Regions from separate parts of the Mus musculus genome. Here regions 2 and 3 are each linked to region 1. A link is a loop called in an ENCODE intact Hi-C map of the cell type or tissue named here. Cell type or tissue: heart. All regions are shown on one strand. Region 1 holds the start of Shcbp1 (Shc SH2-domain binding protein 1). Region 2 holds the start of Zfp958 (zinc finger protein 958). Region 3 has its middle 57 kb from the start of Shcbp1.

Region 1 (2,500 bases):
TGTGTGGACATAAGTGTAGATAACAGATGATTAGGTCTGGTGTCTTTTTCTATGGCTCCCCACCTTATTTTTTGAGATAAGTTCTCTCACTGAACCTGAACTTTGCCAATTTGGATAGACTTGCTGACCAATAAGATCCAGGGTGGTCCTGTCTCCAAACCATCCCTCTTCCAGCACTGGGATTACAAATGGTTACTATCATATCTAGTTTTTTATGTGGGTCTGGGGACCAAACACGTCCTCATGCTTGTCTAGCAAATATCCCATCAGTTGAAACATTTTTCCAGCTCCATAGAATGATTTTTGAAATTTAAATAAGATATTGTAGGTAAAACTTGCTGGCAGTATTTTGTATAGTAAATAATAGCTATTAACGTTAGTTACAGTTTAATTTATTAAAAGTTAATCAAATAGCATACTAAATATAACTTTTTGAGACGTTTTACCATATCACCCTTACTGAACTGGAATTTGATTTGTAGACCAATCTGGCCTGGAACTCCTAGAGACCTACCTCCTGTCTCTGTCTCTGCTTCTGACTCTAGAGTAGTAGAATTAAAGGCATATGCCACCACAGCCTATCTAAATATAATTTAACATTACTTGAAACTACCCAGTGTCTGGTTCCTGATGGTGACAGTGACAGAGCTGCTTATACCAACATTCTAATATTGCTTCATCTGTAGCCAGCTCCTGAGTCATGAAGGGATTTACACACACACACACACACACACACACACACACACACACACACGTAATAGCATTCACTAGCAGTGGCTAAAACACATACATGTTTTTGTTTGTTTGTTTGTTTGTTTGTTTGCTTTTGTGTTGTTTGTAATGATCTACTGTAATTGACAACCACACTGATTAAGCCAATTAAAACTTTTACGTCCTTTTTATTGGAGATCAAACTTGAGCCCCTAAAAACTTACTTGTTGACAAAGCTCAAGGATATATAGTTTTAAAGGTAAACCAAAGTAAAGTGGGTGTTAGAGTAATCTTGAAGCATTTATTATTAGCAGAAAATAGTAGTTATTTTAGACATAACTTGCTAATTATTTCGTTTAATACCTCTGACCATGGCCAAGGCTCTGGAAATCTTAAAGGTGTTGCCAAGGTCAACTGACCTAAAAACTCTTTAAGCAAACATAGAGTCAATCAAGATGGCATATCTTAATCATTTCACTTTCATTATCTTTTCTACTATGCTCAACATCCAAGTTTGCCTTGCTGATTTTTGAGAAAGCATTCCAAATTACATCAACATTCAACTTCCTTTTGTTACTGGGAAGAACTTGATCGAGAACAGTCCGCCAATCCCACAGGTGGCGCTGAAGGACTATCAGAGCAGTTACTGAAAGCTGAAGATGCTCCTCTAGTCGAGTACTGACGCTAGAGATGTCGTCATCGCGTTCTGGTTTGTGACAGCCGCCCGCGTAAATTTGAAATGGCTGATGATTTGCGGGCTGGTGGAGTTCTGGAACCTATAGCTATGGTTCCACCGAGACCTGACTTGGCGGCGGAGAAGGAACCGGCGTCCTGGAAGGAAGGTGAGCACCTCAACCCGAGTCGGAGAGCTGTTTTCGTGGTTGCCGGCCGGGCCTGGCCACCCTAAGGACGCGATTACCTGGGTGGGGAGTTCTGTGCTGGGTCTGGCCCCGCTCTCACGACTTCGGAGTCGGGAGATACTGTGGCCAATTTAGGCTCTCTATCCTCCTGACTCAGCTTCCGGAGAAGAGAAGGGGTTGGATCTGGGTGGACATTCCCCAGACGGAAGGGACTCAGGGGGCTTTGTATTCATTTATTTCATGAGCCAAGTTTTTGTTTGTTTGATTGATTGATTGATTGATTGATTGATTTGTTTTTAACCTACATCTAAGGGATCATGTGCTACGCTTCTCCTTTTTAAAAACAACCTTGAACTCTCATCCTATGCACTGGGGACAGATGACAGCAGAGCTGAGTTTGGATAGAATCCAGAAATAGAATTGACCCAGCTTTTCTTTTCTTTTCTTTTTTCTTTTTTTCCAACACAAACCACCAGCATTTATTTCCTGGGCCTAAGTATCAGTCTTTTGGTAAAAAGGGCAAAGAATTGGTCAGTTAGTTTTGAATCCAAATCCTTTCCCCAAACTGGATCTGTGAGGCGCCATGAGGAAACTTAGAGCTGCATAGATCATCAGAACTGAGCTTAAACCCGCTTTCAAAACAAAACCAAAACCCAAAACCAAAGCAGAAGAAAAGTGATTGTCAGCTTCTCTCTCTCTCTCTCTCTCTCTCTCTCTCTCTCTCTCTCTCTCTCTCTCTCTCTCTCTCTCTCTCTGAAAAAGTTATGTTTTTTTAAAAATGTAAAAGAAGCTTTAAAAAAGGGCTAGGAAGATCTTCCTGACAGACAGGCTGGCTGGAGGGTGAGTGGTGACAGGACAGTCCCTGTCCAGGTGGCAGCTGCTCACCTAGGGGCAGGGCCTGGCTCAAGCCCCGCCTAGCTGAATAAATA
Region 2 (2,500 bases), 170 kb after region 1:
AACTACTTCACATCATCTTCTACATTACAGCTAGATATTGGAGTGCTGCTACACAGCACTTGAGATACCTTGTACAACCTCCACAAGATTAACTCCAAATGGATCTTACACCTAAATGTTAAATGCTAAGAACTTGTAGAAGACACTAGAGAAACTAGGGCTATCCAAGTTTGTCTTCCTGCCAAGGATGTTTCTACACAGAAGACCCTGCTTCAAATGCACTGATCCAGCCTCCAAAGTGAAGTAATTCTGAGGCCACCACGAGGTCCAGGGAGTGACTAGAGACCAGAGGGGGTGCAACAGGCTGCCGCTTCCCACTCAGCCCCAGGAAGGACCTACCACTCCAGCTCCCAGCTGCTCAGTCGCCTGCTTCTCCCCTTTGCAGACTATGACCTTGCGCTCACAATATCAAGATTTTGGATCTTGTCTGATTTCCCCTCACAGCATCCAGCAGCAGCACACAGAGCACAGCACACCAGATCAGTCAAACCTGCTCAGCTACAGAACGGAACCTGCAGCAGGGCACCCCGGGGGAGCTGGGGGGGGGGGGGAGACCCTCCTCCTCTTCTGACTGGCAGGTGTGCCTGCAGGCCCTGATTGACCAACAAGTCTTGAACATCTTGAGTACCTCCGTTAGGGTTGGAGCGTGCTGAAGTGTCCAGGGCCAGACCATTTCCAGATATACAAAGATCCGCATTTCCAAAGTCCTTGTGCCTTCCCACCCAGCCTCTGGGGAGGACCCACCACTCTCACTCCGGCTGCTCTTCCCCTTGCCGTGGGGAAGTGACCCTGCTCTCACCATGCCGTGACTGCAGAGCTTGCCTGAGCTCTCCTAGCCGCACCAAACAGCAGTACACAGAGCACGTCACACGGAACCGTTCGAGCTTCTCAGCGGCGGAGCTGGACTTGCAGTATGGCACCCGGAAGAACCCGCCTCTTCTGACTGAGAGGCCTTCCTGGAGAACCTGATTGGCCAATGAGTCTTGAGTGACAGGAACACATCCCTTTGGGTTAGAGTGTGTTAAAGAGACAGAGCATAGTGGTTCCTGGGCCAGGCTTCCACGCCGAGGACCGACCTTTCCCAGATATGCAGAGATTCGCATTTCAATAGCACTTTTTCTTGTCCTCCAATAGCTACCACAGCCAGCCCTTAGGGAGGCCCTGCCACGGACCACCCCAGTCGGGTATGAGGGTTCCTGGGAAGAGGATCCTCGAAGGCTAGGTGGGTAAGGATTTGGCGGTGACAAAACAAACACAGAGGCAGTTTGAATCTGAATATATTTTGCAGTCCTCATGCAAGGGTTTTTATGCATAAAGAAACAAATATTACAACTCTGAGCAGATGTGTTCAGTGAAGCAGTCAGATAGAACATATATCATCATAGTCATTTGGCACAATAAAATACAGAATCATCCAAGAATTACAACTTCTCAAAAAGTGTGTTCATTGACGCAATCACGGATAGAACAGGTAATGAAAGAACTCAGTGGGGAAACCCCCACTCAGCTCCCGATTCGGCGTGCACCCAAGAATCGCGAATAGAACACAACACCTTGATGTAACAACAAGAGGTTTTTTAATGGCGGAGCTCCGGGTCGAAACGTATCTCACACAACAGGAGACAGTGGATTCGACCACGAGGCTTGGAAGCTAGGGGTTTTTATAGAAAAGGAGTGGGGCTGGGGGAGGAATTGGCGCGGTTTCACATGATTGGTCCATTTAAACATCAGCAGCCTGTAACATTTAACTTAGGTCAGAGGGGTGGGAGCTAGGGAGGCGATGGGCTTGCCCGGGCATGTCCTGGTCTGTTCTGCTGTGTTCTCAGCCCCAGGTTTCAAAGCTCACAAACAACTCTTTGGGCTATTTAACATACATTACATGAATTACAGTTTTATTTCCTTTCAGTAACATCATTGTTATTTGGCACAATAAAAATCATCTAAGGCTAGTGGCAAATTTCCAAGAAGAAATTAATACATTTTTAAGGTCAGTTATTGTTTAACATTTAGTACCTGATTTTTTGTAAATCTTCAAAGCATAAATTTAAACTATTTTAATTCTTTTTATTTAAAGGCTTCCTTAAACAATTTACCAAAGCCTACTTCCGATGATGTAAGACCCCGAGCAGTGACAGTAGGGGGCTTTTAACAGCTAGCTGAGGAATTGGGAGGAGTTTGGAGGAGAGTTGAGAGGAGTTGGGAGGAGATAGGAAGAGTTGGGAGGAGTTGGGAAGAGTTGGGAAGAGTTGGGAGGAGAGTTGGCTACAACTCTTTAGCCTCCTCTCTGGTGTCTATCTCCATGTCCTTGTAGGTCTTCCTACAATTATCGCATCTCTGGCTGTAAGGCACAGAAACAAAAAGGCTTTTGGCTGGCTATAGAGAACAAAGAGCTTCTTTCTGGCTGTATTTTTAGAGATCAGGGAAAACAAGCTTGGGGAACGTCCAGGGGCTTTACCTTCTAGGGAGAAACTCTCTAAGTCGGGTCTCACATTGACACTCA
Region 3 (2,500 bases), 57 kb before region 1:
TGTACTTTCCCCCGTAACAGCAGGTGGGCAGAAGCATTACTTGTGTTTTTTTATATTATTTTGTTTCTTTTTTGTTCTTTTATTAAAAATTGATTCTTTTTTTTCACATAATATATTCCTGTACTTCCTGTAGTTCCTCCCCACTTCTCCCATTCAGATTCATCTCCTTTCTGTCTCTCATTAGAAAATAAGCAGGCTTCTAAGGAATAATAATAAAATGAAAATAAGACAAAAACAAATTGAAACAGAACAAAGCAATCAAATAAAAGAGACCTAGAAAAGGCATAAAGCTCCAAGACCCTCTGTTTGTACACTCAGAAATCCTATAAAAGCATTAAACTGCGAGTCATAATATATACATAAAGGACATATAAGATAAAAAGAGAAAGAAACATGGATAAAATTAAGAATTATAAATAAATTAAATAAAAACTAGAAATACAATAAAATTTTAATAACTGACAGTACATTATGAAACAAAGAACCTTCAAAGATGCTGTGGAGTTTCTTTTCTGTTGGCCAACTACTGCTGGGAATGCCGCATATTCTTAAGAGTAGTTTATTTCTCAGAAGCACCAACCAAAAAAACATACACTGGGTGAAACTAGGCCTCCCCACTCATATGAAGCAGATGTGCAGCTTGGTCTTCATGTAGGTCCTGAACAACTGGAGATGGAGCGATCTCAAAAGCTGTTGTCTGTGCGTGGGATATGTTCTACTAGCTGGGCTGCTTTGTCTGGCCTCAAGTGCCTCGGAAGTGCCTAGCCTTGCAAAAAATTGACTTGCCAGGGTGTGGGGGTGGGGGGGGTGGGGGGGAAGCTATCTAGGGGGATCCCCACCTGCTCAGAGGATAATGGGAGGGGGAGGGGAAGGATTGTGGGAGGGAGTGACCGGGAGGGGGGCAGTGAGTGGTATGTAAAGTGAGTAAGTGGACTATTATGGATGCTAACAAGTGCTTGCTGACAGGAGCCTGATATAGCTGTCTCCTGAGAGGCTCTGCTAGTGCCTGACAAAAACAGAAGTGAATGCTCTCAGCCAACCATTGGACTGAGTACAGAGTCACCAGTGGAGGAGCTAGAGAAAGGACCTACGGAGCTAAAGGTGTTTGCAGCCCCATAAGAGGAACAACAATATGAACAAACCAGTACTCCCAGAGTTCCCAGGGACTAAACCATCACTGAAGAGAACACATGGAGGGGCCCATGTCTGTATGTAGCAGACCCATATGTAGCAGAGGATGGCCTCTTTGGACATCAATGGGAGGAGAGGCCCTTGGTCCTGTGAAGGCTCGATGCCCCAGTGTAGGGGAATGCCAGGGCCAGAAAATGGGAGTGGGTGGATTGGTGAGCAGGGTGAGGGGAAAGGGGATGGGGGCTTTCAGAGGGGAAACCAGGAAAGGGGATAATATTTGAAATGTAAATTAAGGGAGAAGGGGGTCTGGTGGGAAGGAGGTGTGGGATGAGGAGCAGTCTGAGGGAGGATGGGGAGGGACAGGAATGGAATATGGAGTGTAAAAAATGAATTATAAATAAAACTAAATTTAAAAAAGAAAAAGAAATGTAAATAAAGAAAATATCTAATAAAAATAAATTATTCATTTATTTATTTATTTAACAATAAAAAATAGTAGTTTGTTTCCCCATGATACTCCTTTGGAGAAAACTAATTTTTCACTTGCAAATGGTTAGCTTCTGGATTAGTGATGGAAGCATGTGTGCCCTTCTCCTTTCTGCTCTAGGACGCCATCTGATGCAAACAGTTGCAGGCCCAGTGCGTGCTTCTTCAGTCTCTGAATTCATACGTGCATTGATCCTCTTGATTAATAGGATCTTGTTTCCTTGGTGCCCTCCATTCCTTCTAGCTCTTACAATTTTTCTGTCTCCTCTTCCACAGGGTTCCCTGAGCACTGAGGGAAGGAATTTGATGGGGGCACCCAAGTTAGGGATTAGTATTCAAAGGTCTCTTAACTCTGTTTATTGTCTAGCTGTAAGTCCCTGTACATGTTTTCATCTGCTACTGGAGGAAACTTCTATGATGATAACTGAGCAAGACATTAATCTATGAGTATAGAAAAATGTCATTATGAATTATTTTATTGATAAATTTCTTTAGTAGGACAATAGTATTTGGCTTTCTCCTAGGTCCTTGGGCTATCTGGTCTTATGTTCTTGGTCACTTAAGCAGTGTCTGGTATCGGTTCTATTTCATGGAGTAAGCCTTAACTCAAATCAGAGATTGGTTGTTTAATCCCAAAGCTTTGTGCCACCACTGCAGTAGCACATCTTGCAGGTAGGACACCATTATAGATCAAAAGTGTTGTGTCCGGCCAGCAGACCACAACCTGGGTTCTAGCCTGGATAGGCATTTTGGAAAACTGGAAGAGAAGAGGGGCTAGGTGGCAAGAGAAAGAAATGTAGCCAAGACAGTTATTCTGATCAAAGCTCAAATTTTACTGTTGCGACACTCAGTTATGAAGGAAGGGGGAGGGGACCCAATTCCC

The links. Hi-C counts contacts between places; a loop is a spot of excess contacts. Peaks named below come from ENCODE experiments on the same cell type or tissue, not always from the same donor. Only the 100,000 strongest peaks of a DNase experiment are listed, where the experiment ranks them.
Region 2: it touches region 1 in a loop (5-fold over the local background); 10 of 42 quality-filtered maps call a loop at or near these places.
Region 3: it touches region 1 in a loop (4-fold over the local background); 3 of 42 quality-filtered maps call a loop at or near these places.

The regions. Positions count from the first base shown.
Region 1 is chr8:4,778,474-4,780,973 of GRCm38, reverse strand. It overlaps Shcbp1 (Shc SH2-domain binding protein 1), which reads left to right and starts at 1,407. Exons shown (of 13, transcript NM_011369.3): 1 at 1,407-1,553. The coding sequence starts at 1,451. It also overlaps the pseudogene Gm6334. In heart, a CTCF peak has its summit at 1,333; a DNase peak (open chromatin) is centred at 1,393; H3K4me3 peaks cover 1,344 bases; H3K27ac peaks cover 556 bases.
Region 2 is chr8:4,611,578-4,614,077 of GRCm38, reverse strand. Zfp958 (zinc finger protein 958) reads right to left here and starts at 908. Exons shown (of 4, transcript NM_145591.5): 1 at 800-908. The coding sequence starts at 802. In heart, no CTCF peak of the experiment used is centred here; a DNase peak (open chromatin) is centred at 957; H3K4me3 peaks cover 1,551 bases; H3K27ac peaks cover 1,448 bases.
Region 3 is chr8:4,835,318-4,837,817 of GRCm38, reverse strand. No RefSeq gene overlaps it. Among named protein-coding and RNA genes, the nearest start is that of Shcbp1, 57 kb to the right of the region's middle. In heart, a CTCF peak has its summit at 1,073; no DNase peak of the experiment used is centred here.